Linked DNA regions of Homo sapiens: region 2 is linked to region 1. The links are chromatin contacts, found by Hi-C or POLR2A ChIA-PET in ENCODE. All regions are on one chromosome and are shown on one strand. Each heading gives the region's core, a stretch centred on a gene start or an enhancer-like site at or near the end of the contact. The rest is flanking DNA. Distances are from core to core; before and after follow the strand shown. Region 1 has its middle 87 kb from the start of LIMCH1. Region 2 overlaps LIMCH1 (LIM and calponin homology domains 1).

Evidence for each region. Hi-C counts contacts between places; a loop is a spot of excess contacts on that map. ChIA-PET counts read pairs that join two places held with the same protein, here RNA polymerase II (POLR2A).
Region 2: a map of heart right ventricle shows a loop between it and region 1 (2.0-fold over the local background). The contact joins two enhancer-like sites. A Hi-C loop is called at or near these places in 2 of 168 maps with a recorded cell type or tissue (gastrocnemius medialis and heart right ventricle). POLR2A ChIA-PET finds 5 or more read pairs at or near these places in 1 of 52 experiments (activated T-cell).

The regions. Positions count from the first base shown.
Region 1 is chr4:41,447,806-41,454,214 of GRCh38, reverse strand. It overlaps a transcript of LIMCH1 not described here. Among named protein-coding and RNA genes, the nearest start is that of LIMCH1, 87 kb to the left of the region's middle. Within about 2 kb of position 5,039, at least 3 of the 41 ENCODE cell types and tissues checked have a DNase peak (open chromatin) inside an H3K27ac peak, as active enhancers do; they include heart right ventricle, where a contact is called at or near this core.
Region 2 is chr4:41,588,518-41,594,706 of GRCh38, reverse strand. All of the region lies in intron 1 of LIMCH1 (LIM and calponin homology domains 1), which reads right to left. Among named protein-coding and RNA genes, the nearest start is that of LIMCH1, 53 kb to the right of the region's middle. Within about 2 kb of position 3,891, at least 5 of the 41 ENCODE cell types and tissues checked have a DNase peak (open chromatin) inside an H3K27ac peak, as active enhancers do; they include heart right ventricle, where a contact is called at or near this core.

The DNA of each region.
Region 1 (6,409 bases), core at 3,790-6,289:
AGCAGTGGATAAAAACATTACATGTGCATGTAACTGCTAATGATGGTGAGGGTCATGAAGGGAGCATGAAGGCACTTACGGGAGAGAATGTGGTGAGGGTGGGGGGCATTGAAAGAGAATAACAGGGCACAGGGAGATTGATTGACATGAAGTAGGAGGGGAGGACCAGATAGGCTTCTCCAAAGCAGTGATATTTAAACTTAGATAGGAAGGATGACTTGGTGTTGACCAGAGTAAGAGTGTTGGAGGAGGCGGGGCAAGGAGAGAAGGGTAGAAGAGGGGAGGCAGATGGAAAACGAACAGAAGCGTGGAAAAAGAAAGACTGTTCCCTTCAGAGAAATGAGATAAATGGAGGCACTCAGGCTGGAGATTCATCCTAAGAAACAAGCTTTAGATAACAAATAAGTGAGTGACATGAGAGAGTATTAATACCTTTAATGTAGGAAGAGGTTATACAAGCAAGACAAATATCCCAAAAGAGAAAAGAGCAAAGGATATAAACAGAAATCTCACAAAATCAATACATACATGCAGTTGACCCTTGAATAACACAGGTTTGAACTTCACGAGTCCAGCTACATGTCAATTTTCTTCCGCCTCTGCCATCCCTGAAACAACAAGACCAACTCCTCCTCTTCCTCCTCAGCCTGCTGAAAGTGAAGGCAATGAGGATAAAGACTTTATGATGATCCACTTCCACTTAATGGATAGTAAATATATTTCCTCTTCCTTATGATTTTCTAAAGAACATTTTCTTTTCTTTAGCTTACTTTATTGTAAGAATACAGTATATAATACACATAACATACAAAATATATGTTAACTGACTATGTTATCAGTAAGGCTTCTGGTCAATAGTGGGCTATTAGCAGTTAAGTTTGAGCAGAGTCAACAGTTATACACAGATTTTTGACTAGGTGGGGTTCAGTGCCCATAATCCCTGCATTGTTCAAGGGCCAACTGTATATGTGTGTGTGTATCTATATATACGGTATCTCATAATTACCATTTTTTCCCTAACCCACTGACAAAGATGAAGAGGTTGGACAATCCCAGCACTGGGGCAGGTGTGGGGTGAAAAGTCCTCTTGTTTGCTGCAGTCCTTCTAGAGCACCACCTGGCCACCGATAAACAACCTACGTTAGGTACATATCCTTTGTGTCAGCAACAGCACTGAGTATCATCAAGTAAGAAGGGTGTGAATGATTTCCCAGAACACAGCAGGCACTGAAGTATTCACTCAAATATTTATCAAGCACCTAAAACATACATGGCACCGGTACCGTGGGTGCTGCAAAGATGAGGAAGATCTTCTCCACCCTCAAGAACCAGCTAATCTATTGAGGGCAACAGAAAAGTACACATTTAGATATAAGACATGGTGAATATTAAAAAGGCACAAAAACTGCTATTAACAACAGAGGACCCCAAAAAAGGAAGAGCCATCTGATTTTGAGGGATTGAGGAAGGCTTTGCAGAAGATTTGGCATGTGAAACTGGCCTTGCGGTGCAGAAGAAGGAAGGAGGTGTTGGATTTCAGGAACTCCTGAGAGTGGAATGGTGAACAAACAGGCACTATCCCTGCCTCTTAGAGTCTACAGACTGGCAAGGGCATTAAACAAGTATGATGAGAAGACAAAGTTCAGGGAGCTAGGAGAATATCATAAAGGCAATTATCAAAAAATACAACAAAGCCCAGTGTTGATGAGGATGCAGGGAACTGAAACTGAAATATAGCACTGGTAGAAGGATAAGTTGGCATAATCACTTTGAAAAGCGACTGACCACCTCTCACACAGGGACTTGTACATCCAGAGACAATGAAGTGCTCTAGGGGCCATTGGCAGGGAAAATATTCTAGGTATCCGTGATGAAGAAATCCATGTACCAAACAGCTATAATGAAGGCTTATGAAAGGAAATAAGGCCAAGTCTTCAAATGAGGGCTGGAAACAGTTAAAAACATGAAGCTCAGCTTTATTTGATAAATTTACATAAATAAAATAAGGAAGGAACTTCAAAAAGGAGAGAAGATGTGGCTGGGCATGGTTGCCATAGTAGCAAAAACATGCTTTTGCCTTTTTGTCAGTTCTTTCAATATGATACTGGAGGGCAGTGGGGAGAGGCTCTACAGACTAGAGCTGGAGCCTAGGGGAAGAGCCAAGCGGGGACTAAGTTGTTTGATCCTGAGAAGAAAAGAAGAAAGAGTTTATCCAGAAAGCGTGCCTAGGGCTTATGAGGAGGCAAAGTGGTGAATGAAGCCTCCCCTGAGAAACAAGTCCAACTGGCAGAGGCTTCCCAGCATGGAGACATCTGGAAAAAAGGTAAGAAGATGGGGCAGGTGGGAGCTTAGCTAAAGGGATGAAATTTTGTGCAGAATAAAAAAGACGAAAGGAAAGGAAAGAATGCAATAATTGAACATACAGTGCTACCCCGAAGGTAGAGGTTTTAACTGAGAACTAAAGTAACAAACATCAAGGCAAGTGTTTGAAACCAGGAACTGCAAATCTGTGAATTGCAAAGGTTTCCCATTCTTTCAAATTTAAAATGTTTCTGCTTTCAGCTGTAGGATTTGAGATGAAAGACGCAATGTTGAGTGTTTGCACAATAGGCCAATCCTCAAATATTCCTGAACCAGCACTCCATGGGGGAGAAGGGAGAGAGGAGAGGTCCCGGGGGTGGGAAAGACTCTCAAGAGTTGGAAATGCAACAGAATATAGCAGGACGGGGGATCTGTGAGCCTTCTTTCGACCATAAAAATAAAAGTGTTTTAAAATAATTACCCTTTCGGGCCGGGCACGGTGGCTCATGCCTGTAATCCCAGCACTTTGGGAGGCCGAGGCAGGCAGATTACCTGAGGTCAGGAGTTTGAGATCAGCCTGACCAACATGGAGAAAACCTGTCTCTACCAAAAATACAAAAAAAAAAAAAAATTAGCCAGGCGTGGTGGCACATCCCTGTAATCTCAGCTACTCGGGAGGCTGAGGCAGGAGAATAGCTTGAACCCGGGAGGCGGAGGTTGCGGTGAGCCAAGATCGTGCCATTGCACTCCAGCCTGGGCACCAAGAGTGAAACTCCATCTCAAAAAATAAATAAATAAAAATAAAATAATTACCCTTTTAGGGTGTTTCTTATTTTTTCCATGTAATGTAAATTTTCAATCATCTGTATTTCTAAAGACTAAAGAAGGAAAAGGAGACCTTGGTGGTAATGAGTTTATTTTATGCAGTCTTTTCTCATAATAGTATTTCAGCTTCTACACTTCCTCTATGATGACCCATATACACAAAGGGAATTATCAAATTGAGAACTCAATCTGTCCTGATAAAGGACAATCTTAGACAAATTCAAGTATGTAAGTACCCAAACTGTACAGCAACATCCCCTACAACTTTTTTTTTTTTTTTTTTTTTTTTTGAGAGAGAGAGAGTCTTGCTCTATGGCCCAGGTTAGAGTGAAGTGGTGTGATCTCAGCTCACTGCAACCTCTGCCTACCGGGTTCAAACAATTCTCCTGCCTCAGCCTCCTGAGTAGCTGGGACTACAGTTGCTCGCCACCATGCCCAGCTAATTTTTGTATTTTCAGTAGAGACGGGATTTCACCACATTGACCAGGCGAACTCCTGACCTCAAGTGATCCGCCCGCCTCAGCCTCCCAAAGTGCTGGGATTACAGGTGTGAGCCACCACACCTGGCCATCATCCCCTACAACTTTTACGTTGCTAAATTAAATGTTCTTTAACTTTGATTCCCTCTACTCATGCAGCAAATTTACTCCACAGACGCTCATGAAGTGCCAACTATATGCCAGTGACCCCACTCCATTCTCTTACCTTCCCTAATGTGATTTACCCATATTCTTCCAGGTCTGATCCCATTTTACAAATATTCTAACTTTCTAAGGCCCCAAACCCAATAAATCTATAAAATTGACTTGATGAAATAAATATAAATAAATCTTAAATAAAAAGAGAAATATATCTTGTTCCTAACTAGGAAGATTTGACATTATAAGTGTATCAAATCTCCCTAATAATATATAACTTTAATTGTGTGTCAATCAAATGTTATGGACTGAATTGTGCGCCACTCTGCAAACTCATATGAAGTCGTAACCCCCAGTACCTTCAGAATGTGACCTTATCTGGAAATGGGGTCATTACAGATGTAATTTGTTAAGCTACAATGAGGTCACACTGGAATAAGGTGGGCCTCTAATCCAATGTGACTGGTGCCATCATAAAGGGGGAATCTGGGTACACAGGCAGGCATATGGGGAGAATGTCAGGTGAACCTGAAGAAGGCCAAGAAGCCTGGCACAGATCCTTCCCCACAGCCCTCAGAAGACATCAACCCTGCCAACACTCTGCTTTTGGACTTCCAGCCTCCAGAACTGCTGAGATGATAAATCCTGTTGTTCCAGCCACCCACTTGGTGGTAGTTTGTTACAGCAGCTCTAGCAAACTCATATGATTAGTGCCCAATCAATAAGCTTTAATGTTTGGAGATCTGAGGTTCAAGTTACTTCACAATCTGGTCTCAATCCATTTTTCTGGATTTTTTTAACTATGACCAAAAAGTGGCATCGACATTCTAGGAATCTATCCCTAGGAAGACATGCGGGAAAGTGCAAAGATTCATGTATAAGGGAGAATATACTTATCAACACTGCTGTAATAAGAAAGTAAGAGAGAGAGAAGGTGGGGAGAAAATGTAAGCAAGGTACAAGTCCAATCCCTGGGGCCTAAAATGGGAAACAAACAAATAAATATATTGTTACAATAAACAGGTATAGCTGTTAAGGGGAAAAGGAGGTAGGCCCATCTAGCTGGGCTTCAGAGAGTAAGGAAAACTAGCAGAAGAGGTAAACCTGGGCATATGCTGTGTGAATTAGACCAAGTTCGCCAGAAAGACGGGGACAGGGAGAACATTCCACGTGGAGGGAAAGTCAAGATAGTGGGGTGTCATCGGGAGAGAAAAGCCAGCATCTGGGAGCACTGCCTGGAGTTCTGCAAGGCCAGAGAGCAAGGAGTGGGTTGGAAGGGTGCCAGGGGATGAGAGAGAGAGGTCCAGGGGTCAGCTGAGCCCAGACCAAACTGGGCCTGTATACGCTAACTGAAGGCCATCAAAACGGGAGGGAGGCCCACAGAGGCTGAGTCACAGGGGCGTGTGGAGAAAATACCAGCTTTTTTTTTTTACTAAGTGCTGAACTCTGTGTGTGTTTGATAATGTAATACTGTATCAGTACAGTGGCATACATCATTTACAAATGTTTTATTTTCTTTTTTTAAAGCCTGAAATAGAAGTCAACAAATGTATTTCCATCTACGTAAATTGGGGGTACATGCTCAAAAGCTTTTTTACTGAATATTTAATAAATAAAGAAAGTTTGGAGACCACCGTATCAGCCTACAGATGCCAAAGTTCATCTTTTCTCTCGAGGTGTCCGCTGACGCTACAGCCTCAGCCCAAGAAAGGAAAGGTTGGGAAATGATAACTAAAGGGTACAAGGTCTCCTTTCAAAGTCATAAAAATAATCCAAAATTGATATGGGTGATGCTTGCACAGCTCTGTGAATATACTGAAAAGCATGATTTGCATATTTTAAATTGATAAAATGTGTGTTATATGAATTATTTCTCAATAAAACTGTTACCAAAAAAATCTTTAAAAAAAAAAAATTAATGAATTGTGCTTCCTTACGCACTGACATACTGCTTCTGATTCTTGGGTCAGTGCAGGCCAAGGAGAGAGCACTGTGATAAATATCTGTGAGGAAACAGACAAGCTCAGGCCCTGAACCTGCAGGTATAATGTAACTGCAGAATCAGAGACTCAAAAGCTGTGGTTGAGTCTTCGAGCCTTCTCAATCAGACATCACCCTAGCCTCAACCAGTCAGCCAGACCTCTCCAATTTGGGGTGGGATTTTGCTGGTCCCACCAACCTAAAGCGAACCTAAAGCTGAAGCTCTAGGAGAAATACAGGAAAGTTACCTCCTACATCATGACTGCAGACACCTCTGTGTAGACACACAAGAGAGAGCAATAATGCAAAAGCTCCCAAAAGCTCCTACATTCTACTCTGCATTTTCTACTCCATTTCATTTTTTTAAAGTGTTACTCCCAGGCTGGGCATGGTGGCTCACTCCTATAATCCCAGCACTTTGGGAGGCCAAGGCAGGCAGATCACCTGAGGTCAGGAGTTTGAGACCAGCCTGGCCAACATGGCAAAACCATGTTTCTACTAAAAACACAAAAATTAGCCAGGCGTGGTGGTGCATGCCTGTAATCCCAGCTACTAGGCAGGCTGATGCAGGAGAATCACTTGAACCCAGGAGGCAGAGGTTGCAGTCAGCGGAAATCGCGCCACTGCACTCCAGACTGGGAGACAGAGGGAGACCCTGTCTCAAA
Region 2 (6,189 bases), core at 2,642-5,141, 140 kb before region 1:
TTTGGGCTAGAAGATTTAAATAACTGCAGGTCTGTTTCCAGCTTCTTGCTACAACCTAATGATGCTGGAGGGGAGCCAGGCCCTAGGCAGAAGAAAAGCCAGAAGGAAGAGCCACCCAGCCAAGAGCTAGCAAGGGCAGCCACTGGAGCAAGCGAGAAGGGCTGTGCCTTTAATTACATAAAATGCATTCTGTGAATTCTCATCTGCCTTGCTGTTCACACTGAGATTTTTCCACATTTACAATTTCCAGCAAAACCCAAAACTTAGTGTGTTAACTTTGGAAGCCAAACACTAAAAGTGTCTCAATCCCAAGGGAAAAGAAGTACAAGACACTGCTTTACTATAATGGCTATATATTTAGCTCTTACTATCGTGGAGCTAACAAACCCATACATCTTTGCAAGAAGTTTTTAAAGGACTCTTCAAAAAAGTCAATGTCATGTAAAACAAAAATTGGCAATCAAAGCCATCATGAACAAATGCAATGTATGATCTTTGATTAGACCCCAGATCCCAAAGGAAAAACTAAATAAGGGTGTAATAGTCTAATTTAAATATAAACTGCACATTGGATGATATTACTCAATGAATGTTAATTTTTTAGGTGTGATCATGATTTTGCATTTATATGAGAGACTGCCTTTATTTTTAAGCATCCACATGAATTATTTAGGGGTGAATTATCATAATGTCAGTAACATAACTTTCAAATGGTTCAAAAAAAGTATGCATGTATATATATGTTCACACGTGTGGGGGAAGGGAGAGAGAGAGAGGTTGCGAGTATGTCTGCCTGTCTGTGAAGACAGAGATAAAGCAAATAGTAAAATAGTAACAAGCAGTGAATCTAGATCAAGGGACAGTCAACTTTTTCTATAAAGGGTCAGATAGTAAATCTTTTAGGCCTTGTGGGCCATATGGTGGTCTCTGTTAAAATAATTCAACACTGTTGTTGTAACCAGATCATATGTAAACAAACGTGTGTCTGTATTCTAACAAACTTTATTTATGAAAGCAGGCATTGGGTGGATTTGGCCCATAGACCATAGCTGGATGACCCTGTATTCGCTTATTCACCATACCATTCTTTGAATTTTTCTGTATGTTTGAGATTTTTCCCAAAAAAGGTTGTGAGAAAAGGTTCTTGACTTTCTAAAAGATATATTCAACTAGGTAGGATTGTGACTTCATTGGTAAAAATCTATTCCACAAAATTCAAGGAAAAATGGTTGTCACCTCTGAGATGACCACTGCAAACTCATGGCGGTAAATCCTCAGGTGCTACTGATGGAAAGTTACCATTTCTGGCTAATTGGCAAGTACTGCATAACATGAGTCTCAGTTCAACAGAAAGGCATAACATAAAGTTCCTCAAAGAGTCTATTTTGTACTAGACAAATATTAATACATGAATTTATACCACTGTTTATGTAACTTCCATACATTAAACCCTCCTTGTTCATGGGCCAGTGGTTTCTCATTTCATTGATTTGTGGGCTTGCCCTGTGTATAAAAACATTTCCCAAGGGCTATGGGTAAGACCTGAGCTTGCTACCTTCCCAGGGCCTCTTACTCTAAAGACATCCTTGCAACTCACTCCCTTTCCTTTCACACTCCAAAGGCAAGGTGAGGGAATAGCCCAGGATGGTCTCTACCCCAGAGTGTAGCAAAGTTCCTGACATGTACAAGTGCTCACTAAATATTTAAATAAACTCAATTCAATGTGCTACGTACTCTTCTAGGTATCTGTAATGAATAAAACAGAATTCCTTAGTCTTCACAATCCATCAAATAACTGGAATTGTTCAACATACACATAAACAGAGTTCTGACATCAAATTAGAAAATAGAAGTAAGAGAATAACAAACATATCAAGGAACAGGGCACAAATAGCTTTTCTAGTTAGAATCCCAGCCTTGTCTGCTTCTTAGCTACGTGTCCTTGGGCATAGTTCCTAACCTTTCTGATCCTCAGATTTCTAACTCATAAGGTGGGGGATGCTATCGACCTGTGGGGATGTCAAAATTACAGAAAATATACATTAAGAACACAGCTCAGCGTCTGGCACCTTCTGGGCACTCATTGTCTGGGAGTTATTATTAAGACATTCTTGTTCACTCAGGTCAAGAAAGGACCATGGAAGATGCGATGATGAAGAACAGTTTATCCATTTATGAAAAACAGGCACACTGTGTAGGTATAGCCCTTGCCAGTTACATAGGAGATGGCAAAGAAAAAAAAAAGATAGTTGCTGCTATTGTTACTTAGTTGTTATTAACCACCAGCTTGACAGTTTTATACAAACAGCCTCAAATTTAGGGGCAGGCTACATACCAAAAGTTCATTTGGAGGGTAGCTGCTTATAAGCCATCATTTGTAATTAACCCACAGAAATAAATCCTTGCATGGTGGTTCTAAGTTCAGGCCAGAAAAGCTTATTTCATCCAAAGTACACATGAAGGAGAGTAGGAATTACATGATGGAATCTAAAAGCTGGACAGAACACTTCAGTGGGAAAACATATTCAGAGATGCCAGGTGCACTTGTCCTCTGACTACAGTTGGATCAAGGATCCCAGCAGTTACAGAAGAGGTTTCCTCAGCCCATGGCAGTGCTATCAGAGGGAGAAGGGGCAGGAGGAGGGGGCTTCATCCAGGCCCTTCTTCCTCTTTTCTTCAGAAGGCAAGCAAGAAGCTCCTTGCTACCTTTCTCTTTCTTCAGTTGTCATTTCCATCTGCAAAAAGGTTTCTCTCTTTCCTTTATCTCCTGCACAGAGCAAGCAGCTTTCTGGCTCTGGGGCAGACACCCTGCATTTGGTAGTTCTCTGTGGAAACCAGACAGGGAATGAGAAGCTCCCTTCTGTGCCCAACCTTCTTGGCGTTATTTCTTTTACCCCAATAGGGAGAGATCAACATGATCATGGATTTGCGTTCACAGAAAATGAAGGGAATGCTCATTTGGGTTTCAAATGAATCCAGACACCTTTACTGCCACATATTTAAAATGCAATATATACATATAAAGCATCCATATAATTCTCAGTTTCCACAAATGAAAAGACTAGGTGGAAAATATTAAAATGTAAACTAGAATTACCACTTTTGAAGTTCTCATTTTTATACATTTTCTATAACAAATATTTGCCCTAAAAATCTTAGTAAGGCCCAGGTGCAGTGGGTCACACTTGTACTGCCAGTGCTTTGAGAGGCTGAGGCAGGAGGACCCCTTGAGGCCAGAAGTTCAAGACCAGCCTGGGCAAGAGAGCAAGACTCTCTCTATAAAACGTTTTTTAAAAAATTAGCTGGCCATGGTGGAGCATGCCTGTAGTCCCAGCTACTCAGGAGGCTGGGGTGGGAGAATCACCTGAGCCCAGGAGGTAGAGGCTGCAGTGAGCTATGATCGCACCACTGTACTTCAGCCTGGGTAACAAAGCAAGACCTTGGCAAGCAAGCAAGCAAGCAAGAAAGAAAGAAAGAAAAAGAAAAAAGAGAATGAGAAAAGAAAGAAAGAAATTTTAATACGGACTAGCATACCTCAGAAAGGCTTTCAGATTTGCAAGTCTATCATAGAAGACCCAGATCTTGTTAGGAAACCCATAACCAACAATAATGTTACTTTTCTATTCTACCTATAAGACTTGTTTTTCTTTTAAACATGGTTTTGGTTAGGTTTTCTACATTTGAAGTAAACTCCCTTTAACAGAAATGCAATTAAGAAACTCAGAACTTTAGGAATACATTACCAAAATATCTCCAGGAACTTACCACATAATTAATAGAATTTGGGGATTTCCTGTACCTGCCGTGTGTTCACAGTTGCTGCCTCAGCCTGTATGGGTAACAGTCACACTCCAGTGACTGGCTGATGTCCAACAACAATCAGCACTTGCCAGACTTTCAATGCATTTTTATTTGCCAGGAGCACTTAATGAGGATACCAGCTCTTCCACTGAGAGAAAAGAGCAACTCATTCTGCCTGGGGGAATTCTGGGGACGTTTGACCCAGAAGGTGGCAGCTGGGTGGCTGCTTGAAGCAGAAGAAAACATTTTATGGATGGGAAATGAGCAGAAGCACAGCGGATCACAGAAGAGAAAATGGGAGGTGGGAGGAGAAGAGAACTATGAAAGGTGAGACAGAGGAGGCCTCTGAGTGTCTTGCTAAAGATCTAGACTGTTCTTTAGGCAGTGGGGAAGCCAGACCAGCTCATGAGAACAGGAGTCCTGGGATCCTAGCTTTGTTTTGGGAAAAGATGTCAGGTGCAGAGGGAGAGAGCCAATGGGTGGAGGAGAGGGTCCATTTAAGAGGCTACTATAAGATCCCAGGCCTGGCGTGGTAGTTCATGCCTATAATTTCAGCACTTTAGGAGGCAGGCAGATCACCTGAGCCCAGAAGTTCGAGACCAGCCTGGGCAATGTGGCGAAACCTTATCTCTACAAAAATAAAAAAATTAGATGGGCCTGGTGGTGCGCACCTTAGACCCAACTACTCGGGAGGCTGAGATGGGAGGATGGCTTGAACCTGGGAGGCAGAAATTGAAGTGAGCCGTGATTGTGCCACTACACTCCAGCCTGGGCAAGAGCGAGACCCTGTCTCAAAAAAAAGAACAATTAATTAACTAACTATTTTTAAAAGATCCCAGGGAGAGCTAAACCAGAGGGGGAAGATATGAGCACCTCTCTTTGGATTGGCCATTGAGTGGATGTGGGGATAGAGGACGAGGGGAAAGATGGGATTTCAGGTAATGCCATGGTTTTTAGACATTGAGATTGTCCTAAGGAACAGGGGCAAGAGGAGATCTGTGAGGAAGGGAAATAAACTGGGAGCACTCTATATTTAGAGAGCCCTAGCTCATCAGGGACTTATATTTGGGTTTGGAGTTGAGAAGCAAGGCCCCTGCAGAATATGTAGGTTTGGGAATCACCAGCCCAGGAACACAGGAGAAGCCAAGGGAAAGCAGGATATTTCCTGGGAGAGGTCAGACACAGAACGAGCGAGGCTAACCCAGAGACATCATCCACATGTAAAGGACAGTTAGAGGAGGACAAGTTCATCGTGCCTGAAGAAAAGCAAACATAAGCAGGAGGAGAACCTGGGAAGCCAGCAACAGGGAAGCCAGACCAGAGCACTGTTTCAGGAAGCACTGTGTGTCTGGGGTCAAATGCCACACCACCACACTGAGGATCCCAGCTCTGCCCCTTCCTGGCTGAATAACCTAACCCTTCTCTGTCCCAGGTTTCTCTTCTAAAAGCCTATGTCCTTACAAGTCCTGCAGAACCTGTTACCCACTACATTTCTGATCACATCTCCAAGGCTCTCCCCCACCCACCACCCCCGATGCGGCTTCAGCCAGGCACCTGCTCACTGGTCCTCAGACATGCCAGGTGAGCTCCTGCCAGGGCCTTTGCACAGCTCTCTCGCTCTCTTTTAACCTAGATATCACCTAGAACAACAATAACTGGGACATAAGAAGTAAATGCTCTTCCTCTTTTACCTTAGTCCCTCTTCTTCCAGGATTCTCATTCTTTCTCACCTATAACACCTGCTCTTTCATTTACAAACTTTGCTCTTTTCTCTCAGTCCATTTCTCTCTCCCCTTGTTGCCTTATTTCCTTCATGATCCAGTCTAGGCCACTGCATGTAGCTTCAGCATCCCCACCTCTTTGTCATTCTATAAGAGAACAAGGACTAGGAGGAGGAAATAATGCAGATGGAACAGTTAGCCTGGGACAATGATCCTTGGCATCGAACCCAGCCATCTCTTGCCTCCACTGGAAGAAGGATCAGCCGTCTGTCTATATGGAGGGACATCAGCTGGGATAACACTCCTGGCCCTCCCTCCTTCTTTGCTAAGTTGGTTTGGGAGAAGAAATGGGACATCTCTCCTCAGCTATTTCCGTTCCACGAAGACAGGCTCTCGGTCTCTGCCATGTGGTAAGGGGCCTCTCTCTGTGGCGGAGGCCTGTGGTTGCCCAGCTGTGCCAGAAATGGGTGGATAAATTCATTTAATTCAGGATTGAGGATTGGCAAACCCACTTGGTTGAAGAGCTAAACTCATGTTCTCCAATTTGTTCCATGAGAAGTCAAGATGATATTGTGATCTCTGTCTGATTCCCATGTTTATGTCTCAGCTAGAAGAGGAAGAGGGGAATATTATTTATCACCCTAAGTCCCTAATGCTTGGCTCCCTG